Regions from separate parts of the Homo sapiens genome. Here region 1 is linked to region 2. Evidence: read pairs that join two places in POLR2A ChIA-PET (ENCODE). Cell type or tissue: HepG2. All regions are shown on one strand.

Region 1 (2,500 bases), 150 kb before region 2:
ACTACCCTGACGCTGCCATGCAGTGACACAACCCAAGCAAGCCAGAAGGAGAAACCATGTGAAGGCACTCAAGTTGACAGTCCCACCTGAGCCCAACCTTCGTCATCCCACCCAGGTACCAGACATGAGTGATGAAACTTCCAGATGATTCCAGACCCCACCTGTTCAAGTTGTTACCAACCCCTTGAGAGTCTTCCCAGCTGACTCCAGATATCATGGGAGCAGAGCCAGGCCGTCCTGCTGAGCTCTGTCGGAATTCCTGGCCCCTGGGACCGTGAGCATCACAGTGTTGCTTTATACCGCTGAGCTTGGGACAGGCTGTTATGTAGCAAGAGATCCCTAGAACTCTGAAGATCTCATAAAATCCTCAAAACAACCCCACTAAATAGTTACAATAGTCATCTTCATGAGGAAACTGACGCCGAAGCCGTGCAGGAAGTGACAGAGCAGGAATCAGAACCCACCTGGAACCACCACCTAAAACTGCTTCTAACACCAAGTTGTCCCACTGCTATAAGGCACAAGGCTCGTTTTTTTTGTTGTTGTTGTTGTTGTTTTTATTTTTTTTTTTTGAGACAGAGTCTCACTCTGTCGCCCAGGCTGGAGTGCAGTGGCGCGATCTCGGCTCACTCCAAGCTCTGCCTCCCGGGTTCACGCCATTCTCCTGCCTCAGCCTCCCGAGTAGCTGGGACTACAGGTTCCCGCCACCACACCCGGCTAATTTTTTGTATTTTTAGTAGAGATGGGTTTTCACCGTGTGAGCCAGGATGGTCTCAATCTCCTGACCTGGTGATCCGCCCGCCTCTGCCTCCCAAAGTGCTGGGATTACAGGCATGAGCCACCATGCCCAGCCTGTTTTGGTTTTTTGGTTTTTTTTTTTTTTTTGAGACAATGTCTCCCTTTGTCACCCAGGCTGGCATGCAGTGGTGCCATCTTAGCGAGACCCAGCCCCCCAAAAAAAAAAAAAAAAAAGGTCCAGGGCCCAATCCCAGTGGGGAAAGCGTTTGACACGTCCCACCATGGCACTGGGTCACCCCTATGATGGGTTACACCATCTAACAGAAGTCAGCAGAGACATCTCCTTTCCTGGTTGGCCCATGAGTGTCCCTGAGGGACAGGGTCAGTTCCCACTAAAATGGACATCCATTGTTACACATTTAAAACCCCAGTGGTGGCTCATGACTGTAATCACAGCACTTTGAGAGGCCAAGGAGGGTGGATCACCTGAGGTCAGGAGTTTGAGACCAGCCTGGCCAACATGGTGAAACCCTGTCTCTACTAAAAACACAAAAATTAGCCACCTGTGGTGGTGTGCACCTGTAATCCCAGCTACTCGGGAAGCTGAGGCAGGAAAATCGCTTGAACCCAGGAGGCGGAGATGGCAGTGAGCTGAAATCGTGCCACTGCACTCCAGCCTGGACAACAGAGTGAGACAGCGAGACTCCGTCTCGAAATAAATAAATAAATACCCAGGCCAGACGTGGTGGCTGACGCCTATAATCCCGGCGCTTTGGGAGGCCGAGGTGGGCAGATCACCTGAGGTCAGAAGTTCGAGACCAGCCTGGCCAACATGGTTAAACTTCGTCTCTCCTAAAAATACCAAAAATTAGCCAAGTGTAGTGGCATGCCTGTAATCCCAGCTACTCAGGAGGCTGAGACAGGAGAACCCTGGAGGCGGAGGTTGTAGTGAGCTGAGATGGCGCCACTGCACTCCAGCCTGGGCAACAAGAGTGAAACTCTGTCTCAAATAATACTAATAATAAAATAAAAAATAAAAACGCAGCCTTGGCTAGGTGTGGTGGCTCATGTCTGTAATCCTAGCACTTTGGTAGGCCAAGGCAGGCAGATCGCTTGAGCTCAGGAGTTGGAGACCAGCCTGGCCAACGTGGCAAAACCCTATTTCTACAAAAAATACAAAAATTAGCCAGGCGTGGTGGTAGTCCCAGCTACTCAGGAGGCTGAGGCAACAAGATCACTTGAACTCAGGAGGTTGAAGCTGCAGTTGGGAAAAGCTGAGATTTCATCACAGAGAACTCATAGCTGGTCCAAAGCTAAGTCCTGGGCAGACTGAAATCCCTTCCAGAACAAGCTGGCTCATTCTCCAAAGCTAAGTCCCGGGGAGACTGCAGTCCCTTCCAGAACAAGCTGGATCACTCTCCATATGAAACTACATTCAGTTACTTCCGTCCTGAGATTCTCACCGTTGTGTAGCCCCCACCCACATTCACAGTCAATGTGACCTAAAGAATATGGCACAGTGATGGGATAGCACCTTTAACATTAGATTATAAAAGAATCCGGGCCAGGTTTGGTAGCTCACACCTGTAATCCCAGCACTTTTGGAGCCCGAGGCGGGGAGGCGAGCAGATTGCCTGAGGTCAGGAGTTCAAGCCAGCCTGGCTAACATGGTGAAACCATCTCTACTAAAAATACAGAAACTAGTGGCGCACGCCTGTAGTCCCAGCTACTCGGGAGGCTGAGGCAGGAGAATCGCTTTAAC
Region 2 (2,500 bases):
TACCATGCCCAGCTAATTTTTTGTATTTTTAGTAGAGATGGGATTTCATCATTTTGGCCAGGCTGGTCTCGAGCTCCTGACCTCAGGTGATCCACCGCCTCAGTCTCCCAAAGTGCTGGGATTGCAGGCTTGAGTCCCTGCGCCCGGCCCATACAGTGAGAATTAAACTCGTTAAAAGTCATACTTAAAATGGGTGCATTTTATTGTATGTTAATTATAATGTATTTTAGAAACGTTGACCATAAAGTAGGCCAGGCGAGTTGGCTCAGCCTGTAATCCCAGCACTTTGGGTGGCCGAGGTGGGCTGATCACTTGAGGCCAGGAGTTTGAGACCAGCGTGGCCAACATGGCAAAACCCCGTCTCTACTAAAACTACAAAAATTGGCGGGGCGCGGTGGCTCACGCCTGTAATCCCAGCACTTTGGGAGGCCAAGACGGGCGGATCACGAGGTCAGGAGATTGAGACCATCCTGGCTAACACGGTGAAACCCCGTCTCTACTAAAAATACAAAAAAGTTAGCCAGGCATGGTGGTGGGCGCCTGTAGTCCCAGCTACTTGGGAGGCAGAGGCAGGAGAATGGCGTGAACCCGGGAGGCGGAGCTTGCAGGGGGCTGAGATCACGCCACTGCACTCCAGCCTGGGCGACAGAGCGAGACTCCGTCTCAAAAAAAAAAAAAAAAAAAAAAGGAACTACAAAAATTACCTGGGCATGGTGGCGGGCGCCTGTAATCCCAGCTACTTGGGAGGCTAAGGCAGGAGAATTGCTTGAACCCAGGAGGTGGAGGTTTGCTTGAACCCGGGAGGTGGAGGTTGCAGTGAGCTGGGATAGTGCCACTGCACTCCATCCAACCTGGGCAATAGAGCAAGACTTTTGTCAAGAAAAAAAAGAAAGAAAGTTGACTTATAAAGTAAAAAAGCAAGGTGGATTACAGACATAAATATATGTATATATGTATGACATGCCAGGTGTAGAGAGGAAGAAGTTCACAGACAGTTATACTCAGAGATTCATTTAGGTGTTCCTGGGTCTCTGACTTGGTGCGGTGGGAGAGGAGAAGCTTGTTTGGGCTTTTTGTAACCATTCCAAATTTGAAGGGCCTGAGGCTTCCTGCTGACCTGTTGTGGATTTATTTCGCTTTCTCCTCTGACTGCTTGTTGGCAAACCACTAATTGCTTCTTTAATCCTTGTTTTTCTGCAAAAACTGCTGGCTATTGGAAAAACCTCCATCCTCTCCCAAAAGTTTGGGGTTTCATTTCTTTGCAGGGGATTGTAAGGAGCATTTCAATTTAGCAGAGAGCCAAAGGCTGGGGCTGGACCTCCCAGGAGGCCTCACTTAGGGGGAGAGGAAGCTGTGAGGCCTGTTTCTGCCCAGGGGCAGCAGGAGCAGGTAGTGCGATTTGGGGGCAAAGGACAAATACCCAGCAGGTCACTGGTCCTCTTCTCATTTCTCCTCAACCGATCCAGCCTGAGCCAGGTTTCCAGCTATGGGCCTAATGAGACCGCAAGTCAAGCCTCGTTAATGAAAGGCCTGTGTTGTTCCAGCTCTGACAAGGAAAAGCCGCTGCCTGTTGCGAGTCCCGCTCTGTGCCTACAAGGCTGGAATGTGTTTTTCCAACTTTGTGTGAGCTCTTTGTCCCTGCCCACAAATGTTCATGATCATTTCTTATAAGGAGGCAACTTTGGTGCACTATCTCAAGTCTAAGAGGCCCAGACTTACGTTTCTAATGTGTGTGTATTTTTAATTTTTATTTTTTTGAAACAGTTTTGATCTTTTGTCCAGGCTAGAGTGCAGTGGCGTGATCTCGGCTCACTGCAATCTCTGCCTCCCAGGTTCAAGTGATTCTTGTGCCTCAGCCTCCCAAGTAGCTGGGATTACAGGTGCACACCACCACACCTGGCTAATTTTTGTATTTTTAGTAGAGACAGGGTTTCACCACGTTGGCCAGGCTGGTCTCAAACTCCTGATCTCAGGTGATCCACCCGTCCTGTGGCCGGGTGCGGTGACTCACGCCTGTAATCCCAGCACTTTGGGAAGCTGAGGCAGGCAAATCACCTGAGGTCGTGAGTTTGAGACCAGCCTGACCAACATGGACAAACCCCATCTCTATTAAAAATTAGCCAGGTATGGTGGTGCATGCCTGTAATCCCAGCTACTCAAGAGGCTGAGGCAGGAGAATTACTTGAACCTGGGAGTTGGAGGTTGCAGTGAGCCAAGATCGCACCGTTGCACTCCAGCCTGGGCAACAAGAGTAGAAACTCCGTCTCAAAAAATTAAAATAAAATAAAATAACATATATAATCCTTAAAAAAGGGGTGGGGCGCAGTGGTTCATGCCTGTAATCCCAGCACTTTCAGAGGCGGAGGAGGGTGGATCACAAGGTCAGGAATTTGAGACCAACCTGACCCACATGGTGAAACCCCGTCTCTACTAAAACTACAAAAATTAGCCGGGTGTGGTGGTGCATGCCTGTAATCCCAGCTACTTCAGAGGCTGAGGC

The links. Peaks named below come from ENCODE experiments on the same cell type or tissue, not always from the same donor. Only the 100,000 strongest peaks of a DNase experiment are listed, where the experiment ranks them.
Region 1: POLR2A ChIA-PET joins it to region 2 with 5 read pairs; 2 of 35 experiments call an interaction of 5 or more read pairs at or near these places.

The regions. Positions count from the first base shown.
Region 1 is chr1:9,681,510-9,684,009 of GRCh38, reverse strand. All of the region lies in intron 1 of PIK3CD (phosphatidylinositol-4,5-bisphosphate 3-kinase catalytic subunit delta), which reads right to left. The region is part of intron 1 of PIK3CD-AS2 (PIK3CD antisense RNA 2); the gene reads left to right. Among named protein-coding and RNA genes, the nearest start is that of PIK3CD-AS2, 4.8 kb to the left of the region's middle. In HepG2, no CTCF peak of the experiment used is centred here; no DNase peak of the experiment used is centred here.
Region 2 is chr1:9,531,984-9,534,483 of GRCh38, reverse strand. No RefSeq gene overlaps it. Among named protein-coding and RNA genes, the nearest start is that of SLC25A33, 6.2 kb to the left of the region's middle. In HepG2, no CTCF peak of the experiment used is centred here; a DNase peak (open chromatin) is centred at 1,503.